2 separate regions of the Homo sapiens genome follow, and region 2 is linked to region 1. A link is a loop called in an ENCODE intact Hi-C map of the cell type or tissue named here. Cell type or tissue: psoas muscle. All regions are shown on one strand. Each heading gives the region's core, and the rest is flanking DNA. Links, peaks and the distances in the headings are about the cores only.

The links. Peaks named below come from ENCODE experiments on the same cell type or tissue, not always from the same donor. Only the 100,000 strongest peaks of a DNase experiment are listed, where the experiment ranks them.
Region 2: a loop joins it to region 1, with 2.6 times the contacts of the local background. A loop is called at or near these places in 22 of 110 quality-filtered maps.

The regions. Positions count from the first base shown.
Region 1 is chr2:110,768,291-110,773,665 of GRCh38, reverse strand. It overlaps ACOXL (acyl-CoA oxidase like), which reads right to left. Exons shown (of 18, transcript NM_001142807.4): 2 at 5,202-5,298. The coding sequence starts at 5,276. Among named protein-coding and RNA genes, the nearest start is that of ACOXL, 38 kb to the right of the region's middle. RefSeq lists an enhancer at 1,036-1,537. In psoas muscle, for the core only: no CTCF peak of the experiment used is centred there; DNase peaks (open chromatin) are centred at 2,365 and 2,895; H3K4me3 peaks cover 885 bases; H3K27ac peaks cover 2,790 bases.
Region 2 is chr2:110,675,596-110,680,946 of GRCh38, reverse strand. It overlaps BUB1 (BUB1 mitotic checkpoint serine/threonine kinase), which reads left to right and starts at 2,884. Exons shown (of 25, transcript NM_004336.5): 1 at 2,884-2,977. The coding sequence starts at 2,952. LOC105373554 (a long non-coding RNA gene) reads right to left here and starts at 2,735. Exons shown (of 2, transcript XR_923189.4): 1 at 2,350-2,735. RefSeq lists enhancers at 1,865-1,954, 2,215-2,274, 1,787-2,707, 2,708-3,628 and a silencer at 2,785-3,184. In psoas muscle, for the core only: no CTCF peak of the experiment used is centred there; a DNase peak (open chromatin) is centred at 2,806; H3K4me3 peaks cover 1,807 bases; H3K27ac peaks cover 962 bases.

The DNA.
Region 1 (5,375 bases), core at 143-5,142:
TTCCAGTACAAACAGAAGCCAGAGGCCCAAGAGGGAGCCAAGGCCAGGGCGGCAGAGCCAAGAGCTCAGAGTCTGTCCGTCGGTCAGGAGCCAGTCCTGGGATGGGTGGGGGAGTACAGCGGTCACAGTCTGCAGCACTCGCTGGGGCTGGCACTGGAAGTTGTGGGCAACAGGGTGGGGCCTGGGTGAGTTGGGACTGGGACAGGACAGACATCTCAGCCTCTTGGCAGATTCCTGGCTCAGCTCCTTTTGCACAACACACTCAGGGCTTAAATGTAAACGCTTCCCAGGAAAGGCTGTTTCTTCTCTCAAGGTCTGAGTAGAAAAGTAACCACCCTCCCCGGCATTCCCAAACACCTTCTAAGGTGAGCTGACCTTAGAACATTCTTCCATTTTAGATCTGATCACCCACCTGATATTTCTCCAAATACAAAAATACCTCAAACGGAGATTACCTAAAATTCTGATAAAAATAATAGTCATAATATATGTAATATAAATATAATGCAACCAATGTTCTACTAGTTCCCCTCTGATCTGCTGAGACTGAGCTTCCTGAGAAAATAGTAGACGATTTAGATCAGTGACTCTCAACCTTTATGGTCCCTGGACCTTTTCTGAGGATTCCAAAGAGGTTTTGTTTGTCCAGGCTACAGCTGTCAATTTACCATATTGCATAATTTTTATGAAAAATAGTCATAATTTCAAAAAACTCATGAGAAGAATGGCATTGTTTCACATTGTTTTAGTATCTGGCTCAATAAAAGATAGCTGCCCTTTCATAACTGCTTTTGTGCCATCTGTTGTGATATGTTGTTTTGGTTGAAGTTTATGATGAATATCCAGTGTCTCACATGCAGGTAGTTGGACATATACTTTCCACATAGCACCTGAAAGGGTATTGGGGACACACACGGGTCCTCGGGCCTTACTTTGAGAACCACTGGTTTAGATAACGATGGTGCAACTATGCCCCTCACTCGTGTGGATCATGGGGATAAAAACCAGAGCTCTGGGTGAGAGAGAGAACGGTTGTAGGCTGGTTGGGGGAGGGGAAGAAGGAGTCAGGGGTAGGATCTTCATCATCCAGGTATCTGTCCCCAACCCACACTACACTTGGCTGAAAGAAGCCTGATCCCAGCTGGCTCCCTCCTGGGGAAAGGTAATGTTGAGATGCGGTTTCCCTATGAGCCACCCACAAGCCCTGATTGGTAGGGACCAAATGCTTAATGGGAACAATTTTGGGGAGACAGGGTGCAGGAAAGGAGGCATAGTGCAGCAGTCCGCAACCCCAGATGCACAGTGGGTCACCTGGGAGATGTAAATGCTGACTTGATTAGCCTGAGCAAAAGCCTTCACAGCAGGAGTTTTGAAAGTTGTCTGGCTGCTTCTATTGTGCAGACAGGGGCAAGCACCACCTGTTTGACGTGGGCTCAGGAAGCAGAGCACCTGGGTTTGAATCCCTGGTTCACTAGTCATTTATATATACAACTCACTAATTGTATAACTAACCTCAGGCCAATTACTCAGCTTCAGTTTACTTATCTGTAAAATGGGAATGCCATGAGGGATGTTGTGAATACTGAATGACATCATCTATTTAAAGTTCTTAGTGTTGGGACTGTACCAGAACATGTACTCAGTCAACTTGAGCTGTCACTGTCTGCTATGGTGAAGATCAGTGCAGGCTGTCAGACTCTGTCAGCTTCCAGGGATGAGCATCTCTGAGGAAGCTGTCCCCCATGCAGGACAAGACACTGCCACAAAGTAGATGATAAGACCTGGGTCTTAGAGACAGAAGGTCTCTGCATCTGGAAATAGAGGCAGTTGGTGACTCCCCCAGCCCAGGATCCAATTCTGGAAACTTCAGGGGAACAAGAGAGCTCTTGGCTGAGGTGCACAAAGGTGATGTCACTAGAAACAGGTGCAGGAGAAGTTGGCACAGAGAACAATGATGGTGTTCACACTGTGTGTGTGTCTGTGTGTGTGTGCGTGCACACTCTGCAATCAGACTCATATTGTTTTTTCGCTTTAAAATTATTGAAACATCTCAAATCTATTACAGATGGCAGAGGGGAAAACACAGCGTGGAAATATTTTAATGGTTTATTCTTGGCCTGCGGACTGTCCATAGAGACCTGGAGTGAATGAGACTCCCTTCTTATTTGTCCCCTAGAACATCATCATTACACATTATACACCGCGTTCTGCCTCAGAGCTCATCGGATCATCCACAAAAGTGGAGAGCAACATGAAAGGGGGGTCCAGGGAAACACAGACGGGCCTGGCATGCTCCCTGAGCAGGCAGGACAGCCATGACTCAATCATTTTATTAAGAGGCAGGATGAATCATGTAACACTTCTAGAATTACTGGATGTGGACAGCTCCTCCAGCTGTTTACAGGGCGGAATTTGAGAGCCTTCAAACACAGATGTGCTGCCGAGTCTCATGACATCCGCCCAGCGAGATGAGCCTGCCGCACTGATGGCCAGTTTCATTTCCTTCAGGTTTATTGGCTTTTGTGAATTCATACAGAGAGAGGTGCCAAACAGGCCGAGATAATTCACAGAAATGACTGGAGGGATGGTCTAGGGCCAATCCTGTGCCTCCTGGAGGAATTATATCTAATCACCCAGGACAGAGAGTTGTCCAGGCTGCCTAAGGCCACTAAGTGAGCCAGGAAAACAGGAAGATAATTGGATCCAGAGCTCAACACGCTTCATCAGGAGCGAGATTACAGAGGCTAATCCTTCAGACTCAGCGGGTCGGGCTGCAATTAGCAAGCCTCATTAAGGGATCAGCTCTCACATCCGGGTCTTGAGTATTGACACTAAGTTAAGCCACAGACATGTTGGGCTGATTAAGGGAGCAAGAAGCTGGCCACAGGCCAAGATTTCACCTTCCAACCAGCCCCATGCCGAACGCACTTGGAGGCGACTCTGACAGAGAGAGTGGTTGGCAGCAAAGAGGTTGGTTGTTTTTGTGTTTTTTTTCTTTTTTGGTTGTATTCACAGCTCTAAATGGATGCTCCATCAAGAGGCAATTTCCTAGCTTGAAAATCTCTGCCAAACTACTTGGTATGAAATGATTTTTTACGCTTCGCAAGCACGCTCCACTTTGTCACATGGGAGTTTTCCTGTGCCAAGTGAACATCCATCTGCACGTTCTCCAGCTCAGCTGACACTGCAGCGCCCTTGTCAGCGTGGAGGTGCCTGCAGTATCGCAGCGCAGGTGGTGCCAAGGCTCTGCCTGTAATTCCTTCCTGAGAAGACTCCAGGATTGGTCCTTGTCTCCTTAGACAACCTACCAAAGGTTGGTGGGATTGTGGGGAAGGGAGAGGGATCTACTTTCAAGCATGGATCCCAGGCCCCCACTAGCTCCATTCTACGCTCCACAAAGAAAGGCGCCCCTGTGGTCTCCTGAACTGGGAGGACTCCATCCCTCAGTCCTCAGACTCTCCCTCCCAGACCATGCTGGGTGGGGAAAGGGCTGGGCTGCTGCAGGATAGGGTCGGCTCCTCAGCATGCCGCTGAGCTGCAGCTACCCTAGTTCAGGCTCCTCCCTTAGGGGGTCTCAGAGGGCGGGTGGTGTTGGGTTTTTTGTTTGTTTGTTTGTTCATTTTGAGACAGGGTCTCACTCCGGTTGCCCAGGCTGGAGTGCGGTGGTGCGATCATAGCTCACTGCAGCCTCGACCTCTGGAGCCTCAAACGATCCTCCCACCTCAGCGTCCCAAGTAGCTGGTACTACAGGTGTGGGCCACCATGCCTGGCTAGTATTTGTTTAGTGTTTTGGGGTTTTTGGGGTTTTTTATTTTATTTTATTTTATTTTTTGAGACAGAGTCTCGCTTTGTTGCCCAGGCTGGAGTGCAGTGGCGCAATCTCAGCTCACCGCAACCTCCGCCTCCTGGTTCAAGGGATTCTCGTGCCTCAGCCTCCCAAGTAGCTGGGACTACAGGCGTGCACCACCACACCTGGCTAATTTTTGTTTTGTTTTGTTTTGTTTTGTTTTGTTTTAGTAGAAACAGTGTTTCACCATGTTGCCCAGGCCATGTTTCGCCATGTTGAGGCCAGGCTGGTCTCAAACTCCTGGCCTCAAGTGATCCACCTGCTTCCCTCCCAAAGTGCTAGGATTACAGGCATGAGCCACTGTGCCTGGCCAGTTTTGTATTTTTTTTTTTGTGGAGACAGGGTTTCACCATGTTGCCCAGGCCAGTCTTGAACTCCTGGGCTCTACCCAGTATCAGCCCACCTTGGCCTCCCAAAGTACTGGGATTACAGATGTGAGCCACCACACCCTGCTGAGGTATATTTTTTCCTATATACCATGAAGCTGAATGAACTTGGCTAAAATACATCACTCCTAATACTGACACAAAGGAACTCACTAATCATGTATTTTTTTCTTTCTTTCTTTCTTTCTTTCTTTCTTTCTTTCTTTTTTCATGAGGCTAAATTGACTAAAATAATACCACTAAATTTAGAATGACAGTTTTTAGACAAATAAGACATAAACTTTGGATAAGTCTAAAGTACTTTAAAAGCCCTTAAAATGAGTTATTTCTATTTCCCAGCTATTTAACTTTATCCCTAAAATTATATGGGTTTTGTGTACAAATATTTTATTACTTCTGCTGATACTCCTATTCCCTCGCCTGTGAGATTGGAGAAGTGAATGTGTGGGCCGAGGAAAGGGTTTGTTAGGTTAGTGGGAGTGGGGCAGAAAAGGGGCCTGAGGAAGACACTCTCCTCCACCGAGACCTGTCTGTCAGCTGCCCTCAGCATGAGATCAACAGGCTTAGCAAGTCACAAAAGCAAACAAAACAAAATCTCTAAGCAAATTAACATAGGAACAGAAAACCAAATACCGCACGTTCTTACTTATAAGTGAGAGCTAAACACTGAGTACACGCAGACACAAAGAAGAAATCAATAGGCGCGGCGGCCTACTTGAGAGAGGAGGGTGGGAGAAGGGTGAGGGTCAAAAAACTACCTATCGTGAGTTCAGTGCCCACTACTGGGGTGAGGAAATACTCTGTACATCAAACCTCCATAACACGCAATTTACCCATGTAACAAACCTGCACATATACCCTCTAAACATAAAATAAAAGCTGGAGAGAAAAAAACTCTCTCTCTCTCTCTCTCTCTCTCACACACACACACACACACACAACCATACCAGAATAATAATGACACTTACCAGATCCTGACCTGCACGTTTTAACAGAGGCAGGTCCATGGCAAACTTCACTCTCTGAACTGTCAAAGCTCTCATTTCATCCAAGCTTAAATCATACCTGTGAAGAACAGATACAAAATAAGACAGCCAATAATTGGTGACTGAGGGGAGGCTGTGGATGCTTTGACCCCGGGC
Region 2 (5,351 bases), core at 352-5,351, 93 kb after region 1:
AACCTCCTTCTAGCGTGAACAGCTCTTTATTCTGTATCGTCAAGTGGCTCTTGAAACACTTTTGAGATGTGGAGTAAAAAGTTATTAAAGACCAGGGGGCAGAGAAGACTAGGCTAACTCTTTCCCAGCTCACTCTTAAGAAACATCAGCGACAGAGGAGCCCCTGGAAGACAGCAACAAAGGCTCAGCTGAGGATGCTCCCCAGCATTCGAAGGCCACCTGGGCAGACCAGGAGAATGGAAGCTCTGAGGACAACAACTTTTCTGAAACCCAGAATGACAAAGACTCTGCAAGTGCCGGAGACGCTCCAGCTTCTGGAGCAGATATGGAAGAGCCCAAGTGTGCAGACGACCGTCAGCATATGCCAACAAGTCCTCTCCCGGCACCTGCGCAAAAAGCAATAGACACAAACCCTGAAGAGGCAGAAGAAATAAAACCTAGCGAGCTCAAGGAGGATTAGGATGCTGAAGAGCCTGACCTGATCTGTTGTGGCCTTTGTATTTCATGGTGGAAATCTCTAAGGGCAAGTGAAGGAGCCCTGAGAATATCCTCCAGGGAACAGACACCCTCTCCATAGCAGCCCCTGAGCCCACTGGGCTGAGCCCTCCATAGGCTGCTTTAATGAGGGAGGGGCTGAGGTGCCGGTCAGGCTACCACATGCAGGATTCCGAGGGCCATGCAGCGCGTTCTTGTCCGCAGTGCCACTTAAGCTCATTTGAGGGGATCCAGCCCTGCCCTCCATGTCCCCAGAAGACAACAGGGAGGGAGCTTCACCAGTTCAACATGAGCAGCCACCGGGGTTGATCATGAATCCCCGTTTCATGCCTCCTGGGAAAGGTGTGAGAAGGAGGGAGGCACCCCGAGGCTTCTTGCCACACAAGCAGCACCCGCAGCCCAGCATTGCACACCTGCGAGCACTCAGTAGGTCCTGGCATCAAGAAGGGGAAAGGCCAGGATCCAAGACCCGCTGGGATGTGCCCAGTCCCACGGACCCCCCAGCCTCCATGGAGCCCTCGGTGTCTGGGGTGGCCTCATGGCCCCGTTTCTCAAGATGAGGTTGGAGGCTTCTGTGTGTAGAGAGCACTGGCTTGGGCATCAGTGGTTCTGTGTCTGTGTCAGACACCAACAAGAAACCCTTGATATACATATTGTAGCAGGACGAGCCGCAGACAAAACTCCTGACACTGGATTAAAGAAGGAAGAAGTTTATTCGGCCGAGAGCGTTGGCAGACTCGCATCTTAAAAGCCGAGCTCCCCAAAAAAGAAATTCCTAGCCCTTTTAAGGGCTTACAACTTGAAGGGGGGGGTCCATGTGAAACGGTTGTGATAGATGGAGCAAGCGTGGGGAACGTGACTGGGGGCTACATGCATCGGCTAACAGAACAAAAAGTTTTACAGCGCTTTCTCATACAATGTCTGGAACTTACAGATAACACAAGTAGTTTTGGTCAGGGGTTAACATTATTATTATTATTTTAACCACCAAGGCCGGGTGGTGGCGCCAAGGTCGTCTAGCTATTTATCTTACTTCTGTTTCTTTCTAACTTTTTGCTGTCTCACTTTTCTCCTGTCTTATAAACTAGGGAAAAGGGGAGGTGGTGGAGAAGAAGCTGGGAGGGACAACAGGAGAAGTGGTGGTCTCATTCCATAGTATAAGCACATTTTTTCCAATAAGTCAACCTTAGCTTACTGTAACTTTTTCACTTTATAAACTTAGTATTTTAACTTTTCAAAAAACAAACAAACAAAAAACAAAAGAAACATCAGCCTATTACATATTTCCTCTTTAGACATCTGGACTCCTCTACAAAGAGGTGTCTATTTTTGATTTTATGGTGTCTAAGAACTTGGTCTCCCAGAGTGCCCTGTCCCCCAAAAGATGTTCAAAGCTGGCATTCTATAATCTACCCAAACTCTTCTGCTTTTGTGTTAATTACAGCTGGCTGCAGAGAGAGTCCAGTCCCGTGAGCCCCATCTTCCGCTTGAAGCTGTTTGACAGGTCCCCTGTGTGGCTCAGGGCCCAGCCTTTCAGATCAGTTCAATAAAACCCAGGGGTCTACTCCAAGGACACTAACCCATCACTTTCCAGTGCCTCGTATAATTACGCAGCCGACCCTAGAACGCCCTCCCCGCCTCCACGTCCCCTCTACATGAAGGCGCTAAGCCCAAAACTCCTCAGGTTTTTCCACAGGCCGTCGTCACTCCCTCTTTGCCACGGCGTTTGAGATTCTGGGCTAAGACTATTGGTTTCAGCATCTGGGATGTTTTCTCACAGCCGAGGACGCTGAATAGAAAACTGCCAGAAAGCGGGAGGGGTCCCCGGCAGCAGGTCCCGTTTTTTCTCCCCACCTGCCTCCCGGGTGCTGCGGCTTCCGCCACGACAGTCTCGACCCTGCACACGGATTTTTTTCCTCCGTTCCATGAACCAAACATAATGATTCTGGTTTACATATTTAAGCGAAGGGGAGAAGAAACGCGACTCTCAGGACCCAAGGGCTGAGGCAGGGTTTTTCTGTCTCAAAGACCTCCAGTTAAGACATTTTTCTCCTGCAAAGCCTTTCCTACAATGATGGCTTAATCGTGTAATTATGTAAACCAGTCACAACCTGGATAGCTAAAACAAAAAAACCAATTCCCTACGCCCGAGCCAAGCCTGCTCCCCCTCGCCGTGCCGCATCCCAAACACCCCGCGCTCGCTCAGCCAACGGCCAGGTTTCGGTTCAACCGAAAACCACGGGAAGTGGGAGGAGCTACTGGCTCAAGGGAGGGAGGTGGGACTTGACCTCCGAGCAACGGCCCCGGTGATTGGCCAACCTTCTGCCGCCGCCACCAATGGGCAGGCGCCCTGAAACGTTCGGCGAGCCGACTGCGGCTGCGCGGGGTATTCGAATCGGCGGCGGCTTCTAGTTTGCGGTTCAGGTTTGGCCGCTGCCGGCCAGCGTCCTCTGGCCATGGACACCCCGGAAAATGTCCTTCAGTAAGTGTCCGTCTGGTGGGGTGGGGAAGCCCAGGGGGCTGGGGCGCCTGGGGTTCGGGCCCGGCCCGCCCCAGACCTGCCTTCTTTTGCCCCCTTCGCCCCCTTCCTGGGTTTGGAATGTGTCCCACCCAGCAAGGCCGTGGGCTGCTTGAGAGCCGGGGAGGGCTCCGGCACCTTGGGTTCCGCTGAGGCCCGGCGCTTGTCCGCCCATCTGCGCCGCGGTGGCCGTTTGGAGCAATCTGGATAATTCGTTAGGCCCTCAGAGCTCTCGTTTATTCTTTGTAAGGAATCCCCTCCTGACAGTTCAACCTAACAAAAATCCTGAACCTTGTGTTTAGATTTTGTGATACGTTTTCAAAGTCACGTATTTAACAATTCGACTACAGTAGGGAACGAATTTAAAGTTGCTCTCCTATCCATAATCTCACTGCTATTTTTTAAAAGTCTTTGAATACAGGGTACTTTAAGAAAAAAAAATTGAAAAAAAATAGCTTTGCTCATTATTGAGTGATGTGTGCCAACCTGCTAACATCACTCACTTTTTACTTAAAGTTCCCACGCCTTTGTTTTATGACTTAGATGATTTACCCAGACTGTTACTTAAAGGCATTTAAAACAATTAAGTCATAGGTTCAGGAAGTAAAACTGGTCCGTTTTATCAGTTCTTTGCGATCAGAAGACCGAGATTGTTAAATGCAGTCAAAACAAAAATCCATTTGCTCTAAGACTTTTTCTGTAACCTTCAACCTAGCCAGCAAATTATTTTCTTTCAGAAGTCCCCCGCCCCTTTTTTAAAGGTAAAGCAGATATTCCTGGTCCTGTTTTGACTTACTAAAGATTAATGTGCTTTAATGAACTGGATGTTTTACTATTACAGTGCATTTAGGTCATTTTACTAGAGAAATGTGGTTGGTGTTAGAATATGAAATGTTTACCTTGGGCGAGCCTACTAGACATATTTTGGAAGAAAGGTTCTGAAATAGGGATTTGTCCCTCTGCTATAAGACATGAGAGACATTCAAACTTCAGAATTATTATTTTTTTTAGTTTTAAAAATAAGCAATGCGTTTATATGACTAAAAGAAGATTTAGAACAGTATTTACCGAGAACTCCTGTACCTGACTACTGTCCCACTCTGTCACATGTAACCGTTTTTCTAGTTTCTTTTTGGAAATATAAATATTTACATTATTATAATATATTAAATGTCTGCACGTTTGTATACATTTTTTGCCTTTACCACACATAAAATATAACAGTATATATATACGCTGCTCTTTTGCCTAACAATATCCCTGGAGATCTCTACCAATACATAAAGTTCTTTCTTATTCTTTTTTTACAGCTGTGTAATACTTCATGTACCCTAATTGATCTAAGCAGTCAACACAGGTTGTTGACAATCTGTTTCAAATAGTGGCACGGTGAAAAATCTTGTACATAACATTTTGCGGATACACATGTGTATGTGTCTTCTAGATCTGCAGAAGCGGTTTGTTGGATCAAAAGCAAATCAGTCCAGTTTTGGTAGATAATTCCCTTGGCAGGAATTGAGCACATGCCCACCTACAAGCAAGATGCGACAGAGAGCCTGTTTCTTATTGCTGCACCTACACAATCTTTTCACATGTTTTTTAGTTTTGCCAATCTGATGAGTGAAGAATTGTTTCTCAGCGAAGTGAATTTCTGTTATGAGAGACTGAACATTTTTCATGTTTGTGAGCCATGTATCTTTTTCTGTGAAATAATTTATTATGCCCTTTGCTCATTAAAAAAAAATAGGTTAATAGTTTTTTTCTCAGCTTCTAAAAGCTCATTGTTTTTCCAGTTTATCATTTCTCTTTTGACTATTTTGTGGTTTTTTTGTTTGTTTTGGTTATTTGCCATGGAGAAGTTTTTATTTATATATAGTTGTCTTTATTTAGCTTTTCTTTTGTGGCTTCTGGATTTTGAGTCATAAGAAACATTGATTTCATTCATATACCGAGGTGATAGCTAGAAGTAAATATTGCTTTTTAGGCAGGACATGGTGGCTCATGCCTGTAATTCTAACACTTTGGGAGACCAAGGTGAGAGAGTCACTTGAGGCCAGGAGTTCAAGACCAGCCTGCGAAATATAGTGATACCTCATCTCGGCAAAAAATAAAAAATTAGCCAGACATGGTGGCATGTGCCTGTAGCCTCAGCTACTCAGGAGGCTGAGGCAGGAGGATCTCTTGAACACAAGAGTTCGAGGTTACAGCGAGCCATGATTGCACTGTTGCACTCCAGCGTGGGCAACAGAGCAAGATTCCATCTCTAAAAAAATAAAAATAAAAATACATATTGCTTTTTACATCGTTTTTTCAAAAAAAAAAAAAATCTTATAGTGTC